Regions from separate parts of the Homo sapiens genome. Here regions 2 and 3 are each linked to region 1. Evidence: chromatin contacts called from ENCODE Hi-C or POLR2A ChIA-PET data. All regions are on one chromosome and are shown on one strand. The core of a region is the stretch at or near the end of the contact, and the rest is flanking DNA. Distances in the headings are between cores, read along the strand shown.

Region 1 (3,282 bases), core at 562-3,061:
TAAATTGCTCCATGTTTAATTGATACATGATAAACTGATACTTAGCACAGGGCCTAGTAAATATCAGTGCTCTAGTAGTGCCTGCCCATATTATTATCATTGTTTGTGTCATTTATCTCTGTAGTAGGAAGTATATACAATCCTATTGCATAGGTTTAAGGGAATTAATCCACTAAAGTGTTTGGAACAGAGCCTGGCACATATTGCTATGTAACTGCATCATCATCATCATCCCTTTTTAATAGATGAGAAAACTGAATTTCAGAGAGGGTAGTCTGATCTGAAATTCACCTATTATTCCAGCTTCTCTCTTCCAAATACGGCCTCTGTGCCCTGTTTCTTCCCCCAGGAGGAGATGAACGGCTGGCTGGAGGCTGTAGCTTCCTCGGTGGCGGAACACGCAGAGATCGCCCGCTGGGGCCAGACACTACCCACTACTTCATCCACAGATGAGGGCAACCCTAAGAGGGAAGGCGGAGATCGCAGGGCCAGCGGGCGCAGGAAGTGACTTCCCACCCCCAGGACCTGACACATCTCGTCTCCCCTCTTTTCCGCACTGTGGGCACAAAGACACTTTTTCTTCCGCAGGGGCGGGAGCCCCTAGTTCCAACACTGAGGACGCGTGACATGGTGGGCACCGGAAAGGAGGGGACTTCTCCTGCACCCCAAGAAGTGGTGGGGAGATTGCTGCCCCTATAGCCATATCTCGGCCCCTTCCCACTCACCACCCCCACCCCAGGTGCTGGGGGTCCCTTATTTTTATGCAATAACTGAGCTTGATGGGGGTGGGCAGGGGGCCAGTTGAGCCAAGCCCCCAGCCCCGATCTGCAGATCCTGCCCCAAGAAGCTGGGGTGGTGGGGGCAGTAATTCCTGCCCCCCTCTCTGCCCTAGGGATGGGCACGGGGGCGCTGGTGAGGTCCCCTGGACCATCCAGGGTGCTAGGGGGCAGGGAGGGGACACCCCCTCCCCGCCTTTACCTCACTTCCAATGCTGCCTTGATCTCTGTCTGGGAGGGGGGAGTGAAGGGGCCCTAGCCCCCTGCACTCCGCCGCCTCAGAGCCATGCGGTTAATTCCTGACTTAGTTTATTTTTGCAAAACGTCGATCTCCTCCTCCCCCGCCCCGCATCCGCGAAGGCTTTTAATGGGAGGGGCGTCAAAGCTCAAAACTGTTTTCCTCTCTCCTCCCCCCTCCAGTTGTAAATGCCACTTCATGAGGGGAGGGGCGAGGGGAAGCCCACCCCTGCATGCTTCTGGCTGGAGCACCTCCCTGGGGAGTCGGGGGATTGGGTTGTGGGCAGTCCCCATGGCCGCCTGGAGAAGCCGCTGGGGCCCGGGGGTGTGGGGCGGTGTGGCGGGCGCACACTGTATGTACCTATAATAAACCCTTTGGCTTTGACGGTCTATGGTCCTTTGTTTGGGTTTTCTGGGCTGCGCCCGGGAGGATTGAAAGGAGGGCTGTGGTGGCTGTAGGGGTGGGTGCGGGGTGGGGAGAGGGGCACGGGGGTACCGTGGCTGCGGAGAACATCCAGATGTACCCTTTTATGTGGACTTAATTTCGGGGTCTAAACACACGCCCCTTGACGAGAACCTAGAGGGATGGAGAATATTTCGTTATGCTTCGTAATAAACTTCCCCAAAGGAGACTCCGGGTCCGCCCCGTCAAGTTCAGGAAAGGCGGACCCCTTTAAGGAGGCGGAAAAGTTAACCGCGATGGGCAGGCGCTCTGTCCAATCGCTAGTGACTCCTGGAGTCTCTGGCCCAATGAGCAGCCTATGGAGGCGGGGTCCGGGTGCACACCCGGAAGTGGGTGCGGGCCAGCCGGCTCGCCCGGGGGCCATGGCAGCAGCGGCTACTGCAGCCGAGGGGGTCCCCAGTCGGGGGCCTCCCGGGGAAGTCATTCATCTGAATGTGGGAGGCAAGAGGTGAGTGTGGGAGACTCCTGAGGTCCCATCCTCGGGGGCGGGAAGCGGGGTGGGAGTATCCGCCTCTCCTGGGGGAATCCCTGTCCATCAAGGGTTGCTCCGCCCCCCCCCCCTTTGGAGGCGCGAGATTCTGGAAAAACGCCGGGGGAGGGGGAAGGGGAGGGAACCCTGGATCCTGCGGGAGGGGGACGCATTCCTCACCCGCTCCTCTTCATCTCTTGCGTCCGTTTACCTTCCCCGCCCAGATTCAGTACCTCTCGCCAGACTCTCACCTGGATCCCAGACTCCTTCTTCTCCAGGTGATCGGGAGAGCGAGTTTGGGGCGAGGGTAGGAGGGATGGAGAGGGCGTGGGAGACCTAATATCCACTCCCCCGGCCCGTGACGCCTGCTCGGTGTCCCTTCCCTGCAGTCTTCTGAGCGGACGCATCTCGACGCTGAAAGATGAGACCGGAGCAGTGAGTCGGACAAGAACTGAAATGGGATGGGGGGGAGGGGTTGGTAGGAAGAGGGGCAGGACCCCACTCAGTCCTGCCTTTTACCCCATCCATCCTCTGCCCCCCTTTCCCGCAGATCTTCATCGACAGGGACCCTACAGTCTTCGCCCCCATCCTCAACTTCCTGCGCACCAAAGAGTTGGATCCCAGGTTGGCATGGAAAAAGGGGAGGGAGTCCCTCACTGTCTTCAGTCCCTGAGGAGTTCTTTCACCTCCTCTGAATGTCCACGTGAGCTCCATTCTATTAGAATTCTCATTCAGAACCTTGATCACAGGCCGGGCGCGCCGGGATTGCTCACGCCTGTAATCCCAACACTTTGGGAGGCCGAGGTGGGAGGATCACTTGAGCCCAGGATTTGGAGACTAGCCTGGGCAACATAGCGAGACCCCTTCTCTAAAAAAGCAAACAGGCAAAACTTCATGAGAATCTTGATCATGTTAAAATTTTATGTCCTTCGATTTCTCCCTACACACACACACACACACACACACACACACACACACACACACACTCAACATTTCCTCCACCCATATCATCACTCCTTAGCATCTTTATTCCATCAAAACTTTCTACCCCTTGACATTCTCTGTGCAGTTTTGAAAATTACCCTCTCAGCATTCTCTGTTCACCCCCACACCTAGACCCTGACCTCTAGTCAATTCTACTACCCAGGGGTGTCCACGGTTCCAGCCTCCTCCATGAAGCCCAGTTCTATGGGCTCACTCCTCTGGGTAAGTGGGAGCCCCCAGCTATCATCCTCATTGTATAGAAAACCAACTCTGTGATGCTACCTGCCCCTCTTCCCCTTCTCTCCTGAAAGAGGGCTGGGGTAGAGGTGGGAGGACTGGTTATGGCCCTGGCC
Region 2 (3,579 bases), core at 135-2,634, 410 kb before region 1:
ATTTGTTACTAAGCAGAATGAACTGCATGTGCAAAGATTCAGAGGCGACATGTGTAGCAGATTTAAGAAACTCCCATAAATTCAGTATGACAAGCATGTCACTGTTCTATAATTTTTTATTTTTATTGGCAAATAAAAATTGTATATATTTTACTTGTTAAATTGAGATATAATTCACGTACTATAAAACTCGTCGTTTTGTTTGTTTTTTGTTTGGTAGGTTTTTTTGTTGTTGTTTTTGAGACGGAGTCCGGCTCTGTCACCCAGCTGGAGTGCAATGGCGTGATCTCAGCTCACTGCAACTTCTGCCTCCCGGGTTCAGGCGATTCTCCTGCCTCAGCCTCCTGAGTAGCTGGGACTACAGGCGTGCACCACCAGGCCCGGCTAATTTTTGGATTTTTGGTAGAGACAGGGTTTCTCCATGTTGGTCAGGCTGATCTTGAGCTCCTGACCTCAAGTTATTCTCCTGCCTTGGCCTCCCAAAAGTGCTAGGATTACAGGCGTGAGCCACCGTGCCCGGCCAAAATTTGCCGTTTTGAAGTCTACAACTCAGTGGGTTTTCATGTATTCACAATGTTGGGTGACCATCACCACTAACTCAAGCACATTTTCACCACCCTGAAGAGAAACTCTGTACCCATCAGCAGCCACTTCCTGCTTTCCCTTTCCCCCAGCCCCTGGCAACCAATAACCTACTTTATATCTCTATGGATTTGCCTCTCTGAACATTTTATACAACTGGAAGGATACATTTGTCGTGTGTGTGTGTGTGTGTGTGTGTGTGTGTGTGTGTGTGTGTGTGTGTCTGTGTGAGAGAGGGGAGAGGGGAGAGGGAAGGGGGGAGGGGGAGGGGGGAGGGGGGAGAGAGAGAGATGGTCTTGCTATGTTGCCCAGGCTGGTCTCAAGAGTTCAGGCCTCAAACGATCCTCCCACTTCAGCCACCTGAGTCGCCGGGATTACAGGCCCATGCCACCAAGCCCGGCTAATTTTTAAAAAATTTTTTAGAGATATGGTCTCACTACAACATTTATCCTTTAATGTCTGGTTTCATTCGAGGTTCATTCAGATGGCCAAGGCTGCTGTCACTGGGGACCTTCCTGAAGGGACAGCAAATATCATGACCAATAATGCAATCTGCCATACCTTGGCATGACAATACTGTTTCCAGATATTGTCACTATTTCTTCTCCATACTATTTTTTTTTTTTGAGACAGGGTCTTGTTCTATTGTCCAGGCTGAAGTGCAGTGGTACAATCTTGGTTCATTGCAGCCTCAGCCTTCTGGACTCAAGCGATCCTCCCACCTCAGCCTCCTGAGTAGCTGGGACTATAGGTGTGCACCACAAAACCCGGCTAATTTTTCTAGTGTTTTGTTGTTATTGTTGTTTGTAGAGATGGGGTTTTTGCCATGTTGCCCAGGCTACTCTTAGACTCCTGTGCTCAAGCCATCCTCCTGCCTCAGCTACCCAAAGTGCTGGGATTACAGAAGTGAGCCACTGCACCTGGCCTATCCATAGTCTTTGTTGTTTTTTAACCCTGTCCCTTTGAGGTTTATGCTATTGAGCTGTACTGCTTCCACTTCCCCTTAGCAAGCCTCCTAGACAGATCTGTTTTGGGGCTTTTTTTTTCTTTTTTTTTTTTTTTTTTTCTTTGACAGAGTCTTGCTCTGTTGCCACCCTGGAATGCAGTGGCATGATCTTGGTTCACTTCAACCTCCGCCTCCCGGGTTCAAGTGATTCTCCTGCCTCAGCCTTCCAAGTAGCTGGGACTATAGGTGCACACCACCATGCCCAGCTTATTTTTGTATTTTTAGTAGAGACGGGGTTTCACCATGTTGGCCAGGCTGGTCTTGAACTCCCGACCTCGTGATCCACCTGCCTCAGCCTCCCAAAGTGCATGCTGGGATTACAGGCTGAGTCACCGCACCCGGCCTTTTTTTTTTTTTTTTTTTCTTAGAGACAAGGTCTTGCTTGATTGCCCAGGCTGGAGTGCAGTGGTGTAATTACGGCTCACTGCAGGCTTGAACTCCTGGGCTCAAGCAGTTCTCCCATCTCAGCCCCACAAGTGGCTGGGACTACTGGTGCGCACCACCACACCAGGCTAACTTTATAAATTATTATTATTATTATTATTGTAGAGACTAGGTCTCACCTTTTTTTTTTTCCCCCCCAGAAACAAGATCTTGCTCTGTTGTCCAAGCTGTAGAGTTGTGGTGCCATGATAGCTCACTGCAGCCTCAATCTCCTGCGCTCAAGTGATCCTCCCTCCTTGGCCTCCTGAGTAGCTGGAACTAAAGGCACATGCCACCACACCTGGCTAATTTTTATGTTTTGTAGGGATGAAGTCTCGCATGTTGCCCAGGCTGGTCTCAAACTTGAACTCCCAGCCTCAAACAATCCCCTCTCCCCACCAAAGCCTCCCAAAGTGCTGAGATTTCAGGTGTGAGCCAACGCGCTGGGCCAGGTCCTCTTCTCCCTTGCTCTCCACGGTCTACTTGGAAATCTGAGAGTCGGCTGCGTGCAATGGCTCATGCCTGCAATCCCAGCACTTTGGGAGGCCAAGGTGGGCAGATCACCTGAGGTCAGGAGTTCGAGACCGGTCTGGCCAACATGGCGAAACCCCGTGTCTACTAAAAATACAAAAATTCGCCGGGCATGGTGGGTGAGCACCTGTAGTCCCAGCTGCTTGGGAGGCTGAGGCAGGAGAATTGCTTGAACCCGGGAGTCAGAGGTTGCCGTGAGCTGAGATCACGCCATTGTACTCCAGCCTGGGTGACAGAGCAAGACTTGGTCTCAAAAAAAAAAAAAAAAAAGAAAAGAAAAAAAGAAAAGAAAACAAACAAAAAAAAGAAATCCGAGAGTCATCCTTCACTCCTCCCTCTTCCTTACTCCCATAGCAGACCTCTTGGAATATCCTGGAAGTTCTAAGCCTGTCACTTCTCAGTCCCCACAGAAGTCACACTCTCCCAAGCCACCATCATCTCTGGCTTGAATTACTGCTGCAGGAGCCTTCCAAGTCTGGCTCCTACAATTAATTCATGATCCACCCAACAAGCACAGAACGTCAAGTCACTCCTCTCTTAAAATCCCCCATAGCTTCCCGTTTTCCCTTAGGAAGAGTCTAAAACCCTTAACTTTTTCTAGAAGGTTCCTCCAGGAGGTCTCTACTTGCTGTCTCAGCCTCGGACTCTCTGTGCTTCTTCAGCGTCCTGTGCTGGCACTCAATTACTTTAGGGGTTTCATGACACGGTTCTCTCCCTCCCACTCCTTTTCATCCTTAGGGTCTTAGCTTGCTCCCCGAGGCCTCCCCACCCAGTAGTTCTCAGTCCCCGTGTGCCCACAGCGCCCTCTACTGCCCCTTCCCAAACACGCAGCATGGGTGTGTTTGCCCAGCGCCTCTCTGCACACCCAGACTTCAAGCTGCAAGATGGCAAGCACTGCCTCCTCCACTGCTAAGTACCTGGCAAAGCAATTGTAGTCAGTAAATTTTTTTTCCCATTTTTTTTAATTTTTTTTTTTTTTTTTTAGGTAAAGAAAGGCATTTATTAGGTCTGGGCATGGTGGCTCATACCTGTAATCC
Region 3 (3,545 bases), core at 371-2,870, 490 kb before region 1:
AATTTCTGTCCTAGATCATTTGAGCCCCTCACTCATTTTCTTAATATACAACCAGCAGTCGCAATGAATCACATATTCCCAATGCTCCTGTTCTGTAGAGAGTCAAGGGGAATGACTTAAAATGACTACACAAAAAACAACAGTTAAAACATATTAAACATTATTATATGCCTAGCACTGCTCTAAGGGGCTTTACGATATTAATTCATTCTAATGACAGAACCAATATTCCAACCCAGATACTCTGGATCCACTCCCCTATTCTTAACCACAACAGTGTACTGCCTCTCACAGTACACACACACACACACACACACACACTCACACACACACGCCTAAAACACAACTGGAGCTGCCAAACCTCAGAGAGATCTGGCAAGTATTACAAATATCATCTCATGGACTCCCTGGAAAAATCCTGGCTCTTGTTGATACCAATTTCTGTGCGGTCACTTTTCCACTACCGAATGCCTCACAGGCAATGGAGATCATCCAACCATCTCCATTCTTCCCTGTTTTGAAAAGGAGGTCTGTAAAGACCAACTGATGTCTAGTGTGTGATTCCACCTAAACACTAATCTCCTCCTTCCCAAATATGGGTCTAAAATGGAGCTTTAATATTAACTACTGGAGGTGTATTTCTATACCAGCTTCGAAAAAGAGAGCGCACAGGAAGGTGTGAACGATTTGCCAAATTGTTTTGTGACTATTAAGTGGAAAGGTGAAGGAGGGGGCACGAATCAATTTGCATATCCCCCTAGTTTCACTGAAAATTTAAGGGGAAATCTCAATATTCTAAAATCAAAAACGCATGTCTTGAACAAATACAAAGCACAAACTCACCCTTGACTTTAGGTGTGCAGCAGTAACGCTCTCATCCTCCTCCAGGTCCTTCTTTTGGATAAAAATACGACTGGAGAAGGATACGGCAAGCGTGAGACTCCAGGCATTTCTTGGAGCGCAGACTAAGTTTGAAAACACCCTCCCTCCATAGCCACAATTTCCCTCACTTCACACGAAATAGGAAGGAAGTAAAAGGAAGAGGAATCGATTCAACCAGTACAACCAGTTTGGAGCTGGTTTCTGGGGACAGAGCTCTGAGGACGCTGTGGTTCTCAACATGTAGCTGCCCCCCTGGGGAACACTCGGGGGCACTTCTGCGCTTTCTTGTGTAAAGCTTCATTCTCGGCTCAATATCTGACCTCCCTACTGGGGCCATTCCTCTGCTGCAGTCCCCGCAGCTGTGAAGCGGAAAGAGGGAGGAAGCAGCAGGAGCCTAGGGGCACCGGCACAGTGTCACTCAGCAAAGTGCGCTGCGTCCACACGCCCTCCCGGGCCTGTGCATAGAACCTCACGCACACACTCACAGTCCCCTCCGTCACTCATGATCTCACAATCCCCCTCCTCTGATACCCGCGCACACACACGCCTGGGGATCCGGCAGATCCCGTCTGCACCCCCGGGTTCCTACTCTGAGCGCCTCCCCCTAGGCCACCCGCACTGTCGGGTCAGTCAGGCTGGAGCCCCAATCCGCAGAGATCTCCCGCAGCCACAGATCTCTTCCTCAGACGTGAAGACCTTACCCCGCTATGTCGTCGACCCCGGAGACCGGAAGTGGACTGGCGCGGTGGCCGCTGGGAAATACAGTCCCGAACAGAAAAAGCCTCAGAAGCCTTGAGCTGTGATCCGTTCAGGTTGATCCCAGCATACTATGGGGGCTGACCCCTAAGGGAGCCGAGCCTAGTGGATTCGTGGGAGTTCCAGCCCGCGGGGTGCACAGGTTGTTGCCATGAGCAAGGATCCCCATGTGAGAAGAGCGTTTCCCTCTCGGAGCGTCAGTATAATTTACTTTTTCTCTCCATGGAGAATGCAAATGAGCAGAACTTTTAAAGAAGAAAGAAGAATTTAAAGTAAAATTATGTCAACATGTAGGTGCTTTAACTCCTTTGTCTCAGACCCCAGCGATAGGCTTCCACTTCTCTGTGCTATTTGAAGGGGACTTAGGATAAATTTGAAAAGCTTGAACTAAAGAATTGGTTGGTTATATACTAGGAGAGGAAGTGTGGTTCACATTGGAGATTTCAGAATCAAATGTCCTGGATTCTTCGAGACAATGTTCCTGTTATCTGGAGAGAAAAACGTGATTCAGGACGACATGGAAACGGATAAAAATACACAGATAATTACTTGCCTTATCTTGAAGGATGAATAATTAACACTTTGTTAAAATAGTATAAACAAATGCAAAAAAGGGCTTGCTTTTCCTAGGAAGAGCCTGATTTCACTGTTGTAGTCTAACAATATTTAACTTTCAAAATCATTTTTCTAGTTTCCTATGCTACATAAGGAGGAAACATGTAATAATAAAGAGCAAAACGTCTTTTCATTCCAGAATTGTGACAGAAAACAAATAAGATGATTAACTCAACCATATCAATAATCACATTAAATGTAAATGGTCTAAACACCTTAATTTAAAAAGATTGTCAGATTGGATTTTTTAAAAAGTCAGACCCAAATGTGCATCAATGATAGACTGGATTAAGAAAATGTGGCACATATACACCATGGAATACTATGCAGCCATAAAAAGGATGAGTTCATGTCGTTTGTAGGGACATGGATGAAGCTGGAAACCATCATTCTGAGCAAACTATCGCAAGGACAGAAAACCAAACACCAAATGTTCTCAGTCATAGGTGAGAATTGAACAATGAGAACACTTGGACACAGGGTGGAGAACATCACACACCGGGGCCTATAGTGGGGTCGGGGGAGGGGGAAGGGATAGCATTAGAAGATATACCTAATGTAAATGACGAGTTAATGGGTGCAGCACACCAACATGGCACATGTATACATATGTAACAAACCTGCACTTTGTGCACATGTACCCTAGAACTTAAAGTATAATAAAAAAAGATAATTAAATAAATAAATAAACAAAAAGTCAGACCCAAATGGGTGCTACCTACAGGTAATATGTTAAATGAAAAGCACTAAAAGGTTAAGAGTAAAAGGATGGAAAAATATACACCATCCTAACACTAGTCAAAAGAAAGCTGGAGTGGCTTTATTAAAAACAAAGTAGACTCCGGACATAGACTATTACCAGAGATAAAGAAGGGCATAATAATGATAAAGGAGATAGCTCATCGAGTAGAAAAAAACAAACATAAATTTTGCTCCTAAAAGCAAAGCTTCTAAGTATGGGAAGAAAAATCTATTAGATCGAAAAGGAGACAGATCCACAATTATAGTCAGATATTTCAATATATCTCTCTTGGTAATTGATAGAACAAACACAGAAAAGCAACAGGGTATAGCAGATTTGAGCTACATATCAACTTACTTGATCTCATTTATATTTGAGAACACTCTCCTCAATGACAGTAAAATTCATCTATGTGGACAGGGGATACTTACCAGTATAGGCCATATTCTGGGCCATAAAACAAGTCTCAATAAATGTAAGAGGATTCGAGTCATACAAAGCATATTCTTTGACAAAAATGGAATTAAATTAGAACTCAATAATAGCTGAA

The links. A loop is a pair of places that touch in the nucleus more often than their neighbours do. ChIA-PET counts read pairs that join two places held with the same protein, here RNA polymerase II (POLR2A). Pooled maps may share reads with other maps.
Region 2: a loop to region 1 is called in a pooled map, with 4 times the contacts of the local background. The contact joins the enhancer-like site here to the promoter of SHKBP1 in region 1. A Hi-C loop is called at or near these places in 2 of 50 pooled maps. POLR2A ChIA-PET finds 5 or more read pairs at or near these places in 2 of 52 experiments (B cell and activated T-cell).
Region 3: a loop to region 1 is called in a pooled map, with 4 times the contacts of the local background. The contact joins the promoter of ZNF780A here to the promoter of SHKBP1 in region 1. A Hi-C loop is called at or near these places in 5 of 50 pooled maps. POLR2A ChIA-PET finds 5 or more read pairs at or near these places in 3 of 52 experiments (GM10248, HEK293 and naive thymus-derived CD4-positive, alpha-beta T cell).

Annotation. Positions count from the first base shown.
Region 1 is chr19:40,575,062-40,578,343 of GRCh38, forward strand. SHKBP1 (SH3KBP1 binding protein 1) reads left to right here and starts at 1,812. Exons shown (of 18, transcript NM_138392.4): 1 at 1,812-1,924; 2 at 2,170-2,223; 3 at 2,335-2,380; 4 at 2,496-2,569; 5 at 3,093-3,151. The coding sequence starts at 1,839. SPTBN4 (spectrin beta, non-erythrocytic 4) reads left to right here. Exons shown (of 36, transcript NM_020971.3): 36 at 350-1,403. The coding sequence ends at 508. RefSeq lists silencers at 1,201-1,290, 1,641-1,820, 1,841-1,910.
Region 2 is chr19:40,162,392-40,165,970 of GRCh38, forward strand. No RefSeq gene overlaps it. Among named protein-coding and RNA genes, the nearest start is that of MAP3K10, 27 kb to the right of the region's middle. Within about 2 kb of position 1,385, at least 4 of the 41 ENCODE cell types and tissues checked have a DNase peak (open chromatin) inside an H3K27ac peak, as active enhancers do; they include B cell, where a contact is called at or near this core.
Region 3 is chr19:40,089,323-40,092,867 of GRCh38, forward strand. It overlaps ZNF780A (zinc finger protein 780A), which reads right to left and starts at 1,621. Exons shown (of 6, transcript NM_001142578.2): 1 at 1,584-1,621; 2 at 844-913. RefSeq lists an enhancer at 1,354-1,895 and a silencer at 1,443-1,772.